2 separate regions of the Homo sapiens genome follow, and region 2 is linked to region 1. The links are chromatin contacts, found by Hi-C or POLR2A ChIA-PET in ENCODE. All regions are on one chromosome and are shown on one strand. The core of a region is the stretch at or near the end of the contact, and the rest is flanking DNA. Distances in the headings are between cores, read along the strand shown.

Evidence for each region. Hi-C counts contacts between places; a loop is a spot of excess contacts on that map. ChIA-PET counts read pairs that join two places held with the same protein, here RNA polymerase II (POLR2A). Pooled maps may share reads with other maps.
Region 2: a map of endothelial cell of umbilical vein shows a loop between it and region 1 (4-fold over the local background). The contact joins the enhancer-like site here to the promoter of CPNE4 in region 1. A Hi-C loop is called at or near these places in 3 of 168 maps with a recorded cell type or tissue (Calu3, endothelial cell of umbilical vein and mammary epithelial cell) and 6 of 50 pooled maps. POLR2A ChIA-PET finds 5 or more read pairs at or near these places in 2 of 52 experiments (MCF 10A and PC-9).

What each region holds. Positions count from the first base shown.
Region 1 is chr3:132,033,114-132,040,622 of GRCh38, forward strand. It overlaps CPNE4 (copine 4), which reads right to left and starts at 1,901. Exons shown (of 16, transcript NM_130808.3): 1 at 1,454-1,901. RefSeq lists an enhancer at 1,481-1,650 and a silencer at 2,026-2,125.
Region 2 is chr3:132,131,867-132,138,562 of GRCh38, forward strand. No RefSeq gene overlaps it. Among named protein-coding and RNA genes, the nearest start is that of TRC-GCA6-1, 94 kb to the right of the region's middle. Within about 2 kb of position 2,870, at least 4 of the 41 ENCODE cell types and tissues checked have a DNase peak (open chromatin) inside an H3K27ac peak, as active enhancers do; they include PC-9, endothelial cell of umbilical vein and mammary epithelial cell, where a contact is called at or near this core.

The DNA of each region.
Region 1 (7,509 bases), core at 651-3,150:
ATTGTGTACGCCTGTGTATGTGTGCGCGCGGGGGCGCGCGAATGAGCAGGATTTAGTTTCATTTAAAGATAACATATTAAAGTATCTTGGACAGCTCAAAAGTGCTGTTCAGGAAACAAAACCAAGTGAGCCAAGAAAAACCAGAACAGTGCTTTTAAAATCCCTGGCAAAGCAGCAAGAGGATGAAGAGTTGGTTTTGCATAGTTTTGAACACAGGGTGTAAAGGTGCTGAGGCATCTTTTCCCACAAGTCACTGAAATCCTGTGAGAGTGTGTGAGTGTGTGTGTGTGTCTGTGTGTGTGTGTGTGTGTGTGTAGAGGGAGAGGTTCTCAGATGTCTCTCTTGCAAAGCTTCCCAGAGCACTCTCGCTTCCCTAGCCCCCTCCCGCCTCACTCTGCTCACCTTTCCCCCCTCCACTTCCCAACCACCCACATCAAGCCCTTCATAGATTTGCGCCCCTTGGATCATCTCTGCCGCCTGTGACTTTCCCTGGAGCCTAGCAGGTTCTGGGGCTGAAAGGCAATCCGCCAAGGCGCCCTGGGGCGCCGTCAGATTTGGAACATAGAATGGGAAATAGGGCCTTAAAGCCCACCTACTCCAAGATGAAGGAGGAGCATTTTTCATCAGGGTTTAGCCTGCTCCTCACCGGATGGTAATCAGCACTCGCTTGACTTGGCGTGGACCACCTCCTAATTATCTCCATTGGATTCAGCCCTAACAGTTCTCGTGTGTCTGTGATACCACGCGGGGTCGTGATCTCCTTACTCAGCTGTGGCTTGGTTTCAGTGGTCCCTCCAGTCCCGTCCCCTGTCCCCGTCCCCCTTTCCTTCTGGCTACTTTATTCCATAGAGGAAGAAGCGCTGAAGGACTACGTTGAATCAAAGCACTTGCAAGCCTATTCATTAGTTTTTAACACTGAGAAGAGGCAACTAAAATATTATTAGAACCTCATTGTAAGAAGTGTGGGGGAGGAGGTTGAGAGGCTGAATCCAACCGCAGCCAGGTCAAGCCATTGGAAGGGACTACAATGTCCCACAGCTTTCTCACTGTCAGAGAGGAAGCTGCAACTTCAGCCAGAACTCCCTTCCCCTCCCCTTCCCCGATTTTGAAAACCGTACCCCTTCTTCCGCCTTCGGGACTTCCCTGACCTATCCCTCACCCGTGCCATGCTGTCCCCTCCCCTCCGCGGTCTTTCTCCCCAACTCCATTCGCCCCACCCCACCTGGGCGAGTTGGGTGGATGTCAGAAGGCGAGAGGTAGGGGATGGAAGTCCCTTCAGATTAAAGACGTTGCTTGCTGCTGCTTTTTAAAACAACAACAGCAATGACAAACGTGCAAAGGTGAGCGAGAACCAGTGCATCTCAAAAGTTGGTCTTGCTACGCAGCAGCTCCAACAGACTTTGCAATCACAGCGCCCCAGGAACACAGGAATGAAGAGTTGGCATTTACTTACCTGGGTGTGCCAATCTCGAAGAGTGGAGAGAGAATTCAGCCCGGGACGAGGTCTGTCCCGCCCCCAGGATGCAAAATCCGGCTTTGAAGTGGAGGTGGTTGGTGTGGTAGTTTTGTACTGATGTAAGGGGCGTCGCACCTCCTTCCCCTCTCGTCCTCCGAGGTCAGTTTAGCAACAGCGGCTGGGAAAGGTGCTGAGAGCAGAGTTCGGTCTCTCCGGAAACCCTGACTCCATTCTCGGTGATGGGGGTGGGGGAAGAGGGTGAAAATGTTGGAGATGTCAGGTCGGCTCTCAGTTAACTCGGAGAGTAAAGAGGAGGGTACTGAGAAAAGAGGGAGGGAGTGGAGTGGAGCGAGGGAGGAAGGAAAGGAGGGTGGCAGAAAGAGAAGGGGACGAGCGGGTGGCGGGGAGATGGCAGCTTCTCACAGAGAGATTTCCACCTTCTGACGAATCCCATGCACCCAGCAACCCGGCAAGAGACTGGTTCCGAAACCTCCGCGCGAGCGCCCCCTGGGGGTTGCTGACGGAGACGAGCATTGCCCCGGGAACCCGAGCTCAGGCCCCGCCCAGGCCTTGGCGGCGGCGCTCTCCGTGGTCCTGCCGCGCCCGCAGTCTGGGCTTTCTGCTCAGCTTTGTCGCTCAACTGAGCTCCTGGGGACACTTGATTTAGATCTCCAAGTGCTTGGTCTCCATCTCCACTCTAGGGTGGAGCGGTCGTATCGCGGCGCGGGTGTGGGGGGAATGGGAGTTACACTTTTTGGCACTCACCAAAGAAAACTTCTTAGATGGGTGCTTAACTGTCACCAAAAATGGTAAAGGTGTTGCTAATCTCTGGATCCTTCGTGTCTACAAAACTGTCTGGCGTATGGCAGGAGCCTGGAAATTATTTTTAGTAAGTAATGCATGAGTAAATTAATGGACAAAGAGTATTTTCTTCATCTCATGATGAGTTTCTGAATACATCTACCTCACAAATAAGATAAAGAAATACTTAGGGAGTACTTATGCTTAAAGATAGATATAAATATGCTGTCTTATGTAAGGGGTGACCACTTCCACATGTTTTAAAGCACTTTAGAGAGAAAGTATGGCCTTCCTATTTCAAACTTATTCAAATTCAGACAAATGAACTTATTCAAATACAGGGCATTGTTTCTGATTATGTCTGCTACCATAGACAAACTAGACAACTAAATTCTCTCTGCACATTGGTATTGTCAGACTCACAAATTGGACTTTGGAATTAATGAAGTAAAGTGAATGACGGTCTCTTTCTGACATTGGGATGGTATAGAGTGTGTTACATCTAACGTGGAGGGGAGATGGAAGGTCTTCCTTCTCACCCTATTAAGGGGCTATCTAACAAAGCCTCTCCAACCTGAAGGTTGGAGGAGATATTAGCCAAAATCTTTTCACTAACCATGAAGTTCTCAATTTCAAAGTCCAGAAAAGGAGAACCAATAGGGTAAGGAGGAAGACCCCCTCTTAATTGTTCTATAGAAGTAGACAGAAATATCTTTGATAAACAAAGGGACAACCTTCTGACAGAACACAAATAACATTTTTCTTCTTTCAGTCACCTCTAAAGCCTTTCTGAAATAGGATAACACTAAACATGGACCCTGGAAAGGACCTCAGGGAGCTTCTCTGTACACTGAAACTACCACAGAAATCCTTGGATTTGCTTTGATTGCAAAAACTTGGGTCACATGGCTATGCATAAGTCAATCGTTGTGACCTTTGGATATGGAATTACACTAATGGGCCAGGACTTCCACAATGTCTAGGAGCATGTGATGTCTTCTATAGCACTCCTGGAGCCAGGATGGAGCCCCACCTGATCTACACACATTGCGAGTGAGACACAGGGACAATTCTCCAAGGGATATTCAGGGTCCTCCTACCAGGAAAGGGGAGACGGATGCTAAGCAGGCAAAACCAGTGTATGACTACTAAATATGAAAATGTTAAGTCCAAAAACATTACTTCCAGGTTTTGTTAAGAGGTAGCCTCAGAGATAAACTCAAAATTTGAATTGGATTGAACTTGCAAAGATGAAGGAAGAAGAAGGAAAAGTCATTGTGCATTTCCTTGCATGTTAATTGTATCCTCTAAAATTTAATTTCTATGAAGGCAAGGGATATGTCTGTTTTGTCGTCTTGTTCATAATTATAACCCCAATGCCTAGAAAGGTGTCTACCACCTTCTACATTTATAAAATTAAAAATAATATAAATACCTTAGGGACCATTCAACATAAACTTCTTATATTACAGGTGAGAGAAAAGGAATTAAGATGTGCTGAGCATGTACTATTTCCAGGCAATCTGTTAGGCACTCTACTTACCATCCCATTTAATTTTTACAACAACCTGCCCAAGAAAGTTTTACTATATCTACAAAAATAAATCCAGGGTGTGGGCGGTTGAAATGACCAGACCAGGGAACACAACTAGTTAATGGGAGGATAGGGGTTGTTCATTGAAGCAGTCTCTAAAGGGGCAGCTAGAATAAGTGAACACATGGACCATAGAAAAGAAGTTATAGAGTCAATGCTCATAGGGAAAAAGAAAAACAACATAGTTATCTTTGGCCCTACATGTTAAAAGCATAGATACACAAACTAAACACAATGCCACAACTTGTGACAAATATGGTTTCCTTTGCCAGCAGGCTTCAGCTCCGTAATTAGAAACAAACAGTTGCCTGCATGCCAGTGCGCAGAAAACGTGCAGCTTTATGCCAGAAACTTGGAATTTTTTTCTGAAGGCATGACACTGAAGGTAAATTCAAAGAAGCTTTTTACAGGGCACATAAAGCAGAATTTACTTCCACCTCTTATATGAAATCAACAGCTCATCTGTACAAATGAAGATTTGTAACCAGCTAATAATCCATGTTTTCAATCACTGCCCCCACAGCAAGTTGCCCGCCAGCCACAGTCCCCTCAACAATTGTAACATCAAAATCCCCTTGTCTCTATCACTCACCTCCTCCCAGCTCTCCTTTTAATGGATTCTGAGCTGCTGGGTTCTACAGCCATGGTCAAATTTATCTAAAGCCAAGCCACAAAGTCACTGTGGCCCTGGTGTTCCCAAGTTGCAAAGGAAGCTTCAGCTCTGGGTAGATTCACTCGCCGGGTTTCTGTTTGATAAGATAAGAGGAGGCATCCGCTCAGTGTCTTATGCCAATATGAAAGGCATCTCACCCATCAGTGTGACAAGTGAAATCCTGGAATGAAGCCAGGGAACAAAAGGGAAGAAATGTGGATTCTTACCAATGCAGTTGATACCATTTTTTAAGGGGAGCAGATGATGAAGGGGAAAAACAGGCAGAGAGTCAGTGCCCTGCATCAAAAACCTTGGATCCTTCCCTGAATGAGTCAGGGTGAGCATTTAGTTTTGAAATGGAATTTCTGTTTCCTTTTATTTTCTTTCTTTTTTTTTTTTTTCTGTAAGAACTACTAAAGGAAACTGTTGTAAATAACAGGATATATTTTTGAGGCTGTGGATCATATAAGAACTTTGAATCTCACCCCAGGGCTATTTATAGCTCAAAAATTTGTTCTTTTTTTCTATTTCAAGTGATTTTTGAGAACTGACTGATATGTCTTCCTCTGGTGTTTCTGTATATGCCTGAGGTGTGATGTATTACTGGAAAGCAGAAAGGAACACTCTAAGAAAGCACTTTTTCTAAGATGCTAAGAGTCAAGGGAAAATGAACATACATGTTGCAAGCTGATGCAGGAATTAAATATTCCACTGTCTGTCATTCCTTTTTATGAGAACCCTATACCACCTGTGGTGCCTCTAACATTGGGTAACAACCTGTGCTACGAAAGGGCAGTTTATACTTCTGTCTACCAATAGGTGGCATCAAAATCTCTAGCTTTTCTTTCCTGTATTTTAAAAACCATAGGCAGAGGGCATTTTCTTTCTGAGATTTTACATTTTATCATGAGTGATGTTATAAAGGCCACTAAATAGCTCTGTATAATTTCAGAGCAGATTTTCCTATTGCTCTATTAATGAGGTCTCTCAGTTGTCCCTCTGAGCCTCAGTTTTCTCATTGTAAAAAGAAAGTATTTGGATTGAACTCCAGCTCCAAGATTCTGCTTTTTAACTACATAATATCTTCCCAGACACACCATTTTTCATGCCTATGATAAACCCATTAGCACTCCATTCCTCTGGGCTTAAGGAATATTAGCAAGCAAATATCCCTTGGTTGCAGAGGCTGTTATCTGCCCAGCCTATATTCATTTTTGTTTGTTTTTCCTTACTAAGAAAAACATAATTTTGTGGAGGGTAGCAACGTGTTTAGCTCCAAACCTTCATTTTCCAGCTTTTCTTGCAGATGGGGTAGTGATGTGATTAAGGTCTAGCCCTGCACTATTTATTGTGGTAGCCACTAGACACATGTATCTATTTAAATTTAAATTTATTAAAATCAAGTAAAATTAAAAGTTGATTTTGTCAGTTCCACAAGTGACATTTTAAATGCTAAACAGTCATAAGTGGCTAGTAGCTAACATCTTGGATAGTTCAGATATAGAACATTTCTATCATTGCAGAAAGTTTTGTTATATAGCACTGATCTAGCCATTGAGATGAGATGTCAGTAGAAGTTATAGGGCAGTTTCTGTGAGAGTTTTCAAAGAGAAGGAGATACTGAATCAGCTGGGATGTACCTTTATCTCTTTACCTCTTCCTTTCTTTCTACCTGAAGGTTACAGTAAGTCAGCCATCATGTGACTATGAAGCAGCAAGCATTTGCCAAGGCAGGTTAAGCAGAAAGATAAAAGGAACCTGGGGCTTTGATATCATAAAGGCAACAACATTATTGTCAGCTGTATTAGGAGAAAAATAAAGTCTTCCATTGATTCAAGCTACTGTTTTCAGCTTTTTATTACAAATAGCTAAATATTATTTCTAACTGATATACCATCAGAAACTTACCTGGACAACTTTCTATTAATGACTGAAAAAGCGTGTGTCTTTCCAGTTTCCTTTACTTTGGTTAGAGTTGAGGACTAGACTCTGGATATAAGAAACAAAACAATGTGTACACCATGAAGTGATAAGTATTAATCATTCATTTCAATATGTCCAATGGACCAAAAAAGGGGCAGATGGGTATTAATGATTCCCAAAATAAATATCCCCTGTTTTAAAATTTGGCTAAAGAGTAGCTTTGCATTTTCCTGGAAAAGAGGTTGGTGGGAAAAAAAAGATAATATTTGAACCTGTACTATATGCTAGAAACTTGGCTGAATGATTTGACATTATCCTATTTAATGTTCATGACAATCCAATAACGTAACCACTCATATCTCCCTTTTGTGCAGATAACAAACTGAGGCCCAGAGAAATCAAATATGTTGTCAAAATCTACATCGTTGAAGAGATGGGTTTCAAATCCAGGTCGGCTTGGCCCTTGCCACGACTTCATAATGAAATTCCATGGGTGAGTGTTACCAGTTTCTGGTCCATCCTTGCTTATTTCAAGGGTCTCATCATCCCATCCACTGTATCACTTTTTTTGTTACAGGCTTTACTCTTTTCTACCATGGAAAAGACTAATGATATTTTTTTCTCCATAAGCTTGGAAATATTATCAATCACCATAAAATTCAGCCTTCCTCTGGTAACTTTGGAGACCCTCAGAGCTTTTCTTATTTCCAGAGACAGGCGGTTTGGATGAGAATTATTCTCTTTTTTCACACAAATTGGCCAGATGACATCTTTACTGGTATCTGAAATAGAAGCAGAAAACAACTTGGAGGACACAAAATGTGAAGGTTGGAGAAATAGCTTTGAATTCAAACTGAAATTAAATAGTTTCCTTTGTTGAAACTCACAGAGGAAAACAAGTTACCTAAAAAACTTATTAAGACTTTTACTAGAATTCATGAGATAATTGTAAGATAATAAAAAAGTCATGTAAAGAAAACCTAAAGAATTCAAAGAGAAAATGAGAGGAAAACAACATCATTGCAGATCTTAAAATCACATTCTGTAAAAATCAGAAATGACCATGCAGAAAACACAGAGCAG
Region 2 (6,696 bases), core at 1,620-4,119, 100 kb after region 1:
CCCTAAAGATTCCTAAATCCATGAAAAAATATTCTAGGTTTTAGAAGAGTTGTATTTTAATTTCCTTTAGGAGAGCACATTCCTAGGAGTTCTTAGAGGTGTGCCATTAATGTTCTATCCCCACTTTAAAACGCCAATGGAAATGCTATGTTTTCTTGAAAATGGCCATATAGACCAACAGATATATCAAGCTCATTTTAGCTAGAATTATACTAACTCATTGATTATAAGTGCTGATAGGAAGCCATGGTCAGCATGCAGAAAGATAGAGGCATGGGTGCACACTAAAATAGGAAAGCTAGTTATTACTTATTAATATATATTTTGCAATAAGACATGGTTTGATGAAAAAGGAAACTATTAAAAACAAAACTTAAACAAAAAATTAAGATAATTCACAAAAAAGAAATTTAAAAAGCTAACATTACCAATAATCAGAGAAATGCAAGTAAAAATGATAAGATGCCACTTAATACCCATCACATTAGTAGAAGTTAGAAGGTCAAATAATACCAAGTATTGGTAAGGTTGTGCAGAAATGGAAAGCTTCCTGCACCGCTACTGAAACTGTGAGCCTGTGCAGCCATTTTAGAAATCAATCTAAAATAAAATAAATCTGGTTGTAGATAGTGAAGATAAGAGTGTGTGTCCTTGAAATCCCAGCACTCCTACTCCTGTATGTATTCCCTAAAGAAATCCTTGTCCAGGTCCAAAAGGACTCAAGGCTATTCATCAAATTTCTGTTTGTGGAAGCAGGGAAGTGGAGGCAGCCTGACTTATCCATCACTAAGGAAATGGAAAAATAAAATGTAGATTCAAACTGTGAAAAACCCTGCTGGAATTAGAAGCAATGAACTAGTTGTGAATAGAAAAACATGGCTAAGTCTCAAAAAGTTAGTGTTGAGTAATAAAAATCAAAATCAGAATAAAGGCTGTAATGCAACACCATATGTGCCAACTTAAAAAATGCACACACATGCTATATTTTCCAAGAATCCATACATACTCAAGGATATATATCTGACATATTAGTTAGGGTGCATGGGGAGATAGAGGGCTGTGGATACCGGGAGGGAATGAGGATAAGGCATGAAAGAGGAAATAAAAATAAAACAAAAGAGGGAACTGTAATGATAGTGTTCCATGAACTGAGAAGAATGTCAATTGCAACTCTATGCCCATGAGACCCAAATAAATAAAGTGTACATTGTATGGGATGGGGGGAAGAAGTATAATAAGGAGAGAGAAACCATTGAGATGAATAATTATGGTCAGCTCTTGCAGTCAAGATGTTGTCATTGTCGGTTGAATGAAATCTTTAGGGTTACAGGAAGCATTGATAGTGTGTCATTTAGCCCTTTTCATCTGTCACTGCTAAAGGGCTCAAAGGCACACCAGGTGCCCAGTGGGACCCAGTACAAAGTACTGTTATGGTTACATCTGAATTTGTAACCCAATTTAGTATAAAATTTAGTATGGCTTTGCGATAAACAGAAAGGAGAAAGAGAAACCCTGGCTTGTCCTGTGAAGGAAAGCACAGCATTTCTCCTTGGCCATCAGTGCCAACCCATTGCTCTATCTTTGCCACCAAAGTTGAAAACTGTTTAGCAGTGTCTCTGTTGTGGCTTCCAAATTATCCCTAGAATAGATTAAGAAATTCTAGGAAATATCAAGTCAGGAAGAGACACAGGTCCTCAGAAACATAATTGGAGATAATTCGCTTCCTAGATCAGCATCCAGACTGTAGACTCCTCTTTGTCTTAATAAACAAACAAGGAAGTAAATAAAGAAATCAGAAGCAGTTACATTTGCTGCCAGAGAGCACTAAAAAATAATAATAATTTCAAGACGCAAGAAATATTTTATAGAACAAGAGACAAAACAACAATAGAGGAATTTTGTTGAGGTGTGCAAACTGTTATTTAAATACACATCAGCTGAAGAGTCTATCACAAAGAGTATAGAGAGTACAAGAAGATTAAGAAATATATTACAACAAGAACTTCAGAGGTTAAATAATTACTAGCATCAAATTTCATATTTAAAATAAAACTCCAGACATTCATTTAGTTGAAACATACAGTTAAATGGCGGCCAAAAGAAAATCTAATTGCTATGGATAGAACATTTGCAAATGTCATATGAGAAAGTCATTTTTTCAGGCAACATATTATACATTTTTAAATATCAAAAAAATGAGGTCTGGAGTTAAACAAAATTAAATCAAATGAAAATTCAGGGTCAGTGCTTAAAACTATTGTCGAATGTTAAATATCTAGGAAAGTTTCAAAATTTCTGGGATTCAAAGGGTGGGGAAGATAAATAATTTCTAAATAATCCAGAAGTTTAGGGGATCCTATACTACATATGTGACTTTATGAAGTATTATTTTTATAACTGGAAACTTCCTTCTTAAACTACTCCCATCCCCAAAACCCCACCAACACCACCTTAGCCTTGTCTCATGTAACTATATCAAATATTCAGAAATATTTTATACTCTTTTCTGATATATTTTTAGCCTTTAGACAGCAGTGGGTTCTAACACTTTGCAATCAATCTTCTCTAGCCCCCTTCTAGCAAAATTTCAATGTGATATAATATGTGATTATTATGCCTTTCCAATTCTCTAGGTAAACTAGAAGTGAAATGAAATCAAAGTGAATTCTGCACTACTGAAGGGGGAGGGAGGATTTCCTGTGCCTTCAGTTAGTTTAGAATCTAATTGGGAAGAATTGAGGTAAAAGGGCAATATACTACAGAGTTTTAAATAATATGACAGCAATAATTACAGTATTATATTGGGAATATACTTGGGAAGAGGGGAAAATAAGGTCAGAGATAGCTGCCAAGAGGAAATGATGTCTCAGCCGAAACCAGAAAGGCATGCAAGAGGTAGGCAAGGAAAGAACAATAAACACTGAGTCATGATCTCAACTTTCTACATCTAAATGTTTCAATATCCTGGAATGTCTAAGTTTGACATAAATATAAGTGGAATTTTATAACAGCAGGCCAATAACTTGAAAGTGTTAATGCTGCACATCTACTTAACCAATGCCAGGAGACCTCCACACAGTTTATTTCATAGCCCCTTAAGTGATGCCATATGGGCCATCACTGATTTTTAGAATCACCCTTCTGGAAATCTCACTTTGCTTTGCTCTAAGAAGCTATAGTGGGTACCTGTTCCCTGCACCCACAGCCTCTTCCTTCCTCTAGAATCTAGAAAAGATAATGTCAGCAATTATATTATTTTCTCTATCCACCATTTCAGACACAGCCTTATTTCATAAAAGAAAGTATACTTGATAAAAATATTCAAAAACTGAGTTGTGGTGGTATTGGTACATTTTCTATCAATTTACTAAAACTACTTATTGTACTCTTACAATGAATAAATTTTGACATTATGTAAATTATACCTCAATAAAGTGCACCTAAATGTTGAACTTTTAAATTTATATATTATTTATTTTTCAAAATCTTAGGGCCCTGCATTTTTTATGCATTTCTATATACATTATTTATTTATAGAGGCATCAGCCACACTTCTGTTTCCTGGTTCCTACCCCAACCTCTGTGACCTCAGCAAGCAGCATAGCCTCTCTGAAACTCAATTTCCTCACATTTATAAATGAGCTTTTATATTATTTACAAACCTACCTCATAGAGCAGGTTGCAGGCTACATGAGAAGGTGCAAGTTCAATGCCAAGCAGGGTCCTAGTATTTAATAAAAGCTCAATAAATATTCATTTTCTTCTTTCCTTCTCTTACTTGAAGTATAACATTTGATAATGAATTTTCTCATTGCAACAATAACACCCCTTCCACTGAGGGATTTGTATCCCTGCTTAAGAAGCTATTAGTATTCTACAGCAGCGACTCACCCCACACAATCTTGGCAGAATACATCCCTCTACCTCTCTGGTCAATAACCTGCCTGGCCTGTGACCCCAGGCTTCCTGAGAAGCACCAAGTCCTCCCAGCTTTCCCCCTTGCCAGTGGCCTTCTGAAAGTGATACCATTCCGTTTGCGTCTTTCATTTAAGAGACAAAAGCTGGTCCCAGGCCACAGCAGGCTTTCAAAAGCACCTCCAGGATTCTTAATAGGTCATGAGAGAGAGAACTGCCACCCAGAAAAGATAGAATCAACTAGCCTGCTTCTTTTCTGGTGGCACACAGAGTTCATCAGCAACCCCGGACTGTGTAGTTAATGCCTCACCCAGGGAACAAGGGAGAATTAAGATGTCTGGAATGAGAAGCAGCTGAGAATGGGAAGCTTTGTCCCTGGAGCCAATTGTAGCTTAGACTCAACCTGCTAATGTGTATTTCTCTCTCCATGACTCATTTTGGGTAAATGCTAACAAGGACTAGTCACTCTCCTCCTCTCAGCAGCCTCAGGAGGGACTGGGATCATGACTGCAGCCTCAAGCTATGCAAGCAGCTCAAAGCTACCCTCTCTCTGTGTGGATTAAATGTAGGCAAAGTTTCTCCCTTCAGGATGAATCTTTGGTTTCTTCTCTTTAACCTTCTAGGTCTGCAACCCCCTTGCCCTCCTGGTCTGGTAACTCTACTCCTGAGACCTTCTGAAAGCCAGTGTGCTTTCCAGGGAGACTGATGTTTCACATCACTGTTTTCTCTCCCTCTTCCCCGTCACTGACAGTGGTCCAATGCCCGCAATTCCACTGAAGGACTTTCATTCCTTTAGCCTAAGGATTCCACTCTCAAAACATAACTGTCCTCATTTAATAATATATGTTAATATTCTTAAAACCTTCAATTTATCACCCCCACTGTAAGAATTTAGTCTGACAAACCAGAAACATGCAAAAAGATTTCTGTACAAAGATGCTTATTGCAGTATTGTTCATAATATCAAAAAATGAAACCAATATAACTGCCCCAAAATTAAAATATGAAATAAATTATGGTATAACTATAAAGCAATATTAAAAATCGTGTTTGCAGATCATATGCTGATAGTTAATAAAAAGAGCAGGAAAAACCTACATAGTGAGTCTGATCAAAACAATGAACAGGTACAGCTCCCAGCCTGAGCGACGCAGAAGATGGGTGATTTCTGCATTTCCATCTGAGGTACTGGGTTCATCTCACTAGGGAGTGCCAGACAGTGGGCGCAGGTCAGTGGGTGCGCGCACCGTGCGCAGGCCAAAGCAGGGTGAGACATTGCCTCCCTCGGGAAGCGCAAGGGGTCAGGGAGTTCCCTTTCCTAATCAAAGAAAGGGGTGACGGACGGCACCTGGAAAATCGGGTCACTCCCACCCGAATACTGCGCTTTTCCGATGGGCTTAAAGGTGCACCACGAGATTATATCCCGCACCTGGCTCGGAGGGTCCTACGCCCACCGAGTCTCGCTGATTGCTAGCACAGCAGTCTGAGATCAAACTGCAAGGCGGCAGCGAGGCTGGGGGAGGGGCGCCCACCATTGCCCAGGCTTGTTTAGGTAAACAAAGCAGCAGGGAAGCTCGAACTGGGTGGAGCCCACCACAGCTCAAGGAGGCCTGCCTGCCTCTGTAGGCTCCACCTCTGGGGGAAGGGTACAGACAAACAAAAAGACAGCAGTAACCTCTGCAGACTTAAATGTCCATGTCTGACAGCTTTGAAGAGAGCAGTGGTTCTCCCAGTATGCACCTGGAGATCTGAGAACGGGCAGACTGCCTCCTCAAGTGGGTCCCTGACCCCTGACCCCCAAGCAGCCTAACTGGGAGGCACCCTCCAGCAGGGGCACACTGACACCTCACACTGCAGGGTACTCCAACAGACTTGCAGCTGAGGGTCCTGTCTGTTAGAAGGAACACTAACAAACAGAAAGGACATCCACACCATAAACCCATCTGTACATCACCATCATCAAAGACCAAAAGTAGATAAAACCACAAAGATGGGGAAAAAACAGAACAGAAAAACTGGAAACTCTAAAAATCAGAGTGCCTCTCCTCCTCCAAAGGAACGCAGCTCCTCACCAGCAAGGGAACAAAGCTGGACGGAGAATGACTTTGACGAGCTGAGAGAAGAAGGCTTCAGACGATCAAATTACTCTGAGCTACGGGAGGACATTCAAACCAAAGGCAAAGAAGTTGAAAACTTTGAAAAAAAATTAGAAGAATGTATAACTAGAATAACCAATACATAGAAGTGCTTAAAGGAGCTGATGGAGCTGAAAACCAAGGCTCGAGAACTACGTGAAGAATGCAGAAGCCTCAGGAGCCGATGCGATCAACTGGAAGAAAGGGTATCAGCGATGGAAGATGAAATGAATGAAATGAAGCGAGAAGGAAAGTTTAGAGAAAAAAGAATAAAAAGAAATGAGCAAAGCCTCCAAGAAATATGGGACTATGTGAAAAGACCAAATCTACGTCTGATTGGTGTACCTGAAAGTGATGGGGAGAATGGAACCAAGTTGGAAAACACTCTGCAGGATATTATCCAGGAGAATTTCCCCAATCTAGCAAGGCAGGCCAACGTTCGGATTCAGGAAATACAGAGAACTCCACAAAGATACTCCTCGAGAAGAGCAACTCCAAGACACATAATTGTCAGATTCACCAAAGTTGAAATGAAGGAAAAAATGTTAAGGGCAGCCAGAGAGAAAGGTCGGGTTACCCTCAAAAGGAAGCCCATCAGACTAACAGCGGATCTCTCGGCAGAAACCCTACAAGCCAGAAGAGAGTG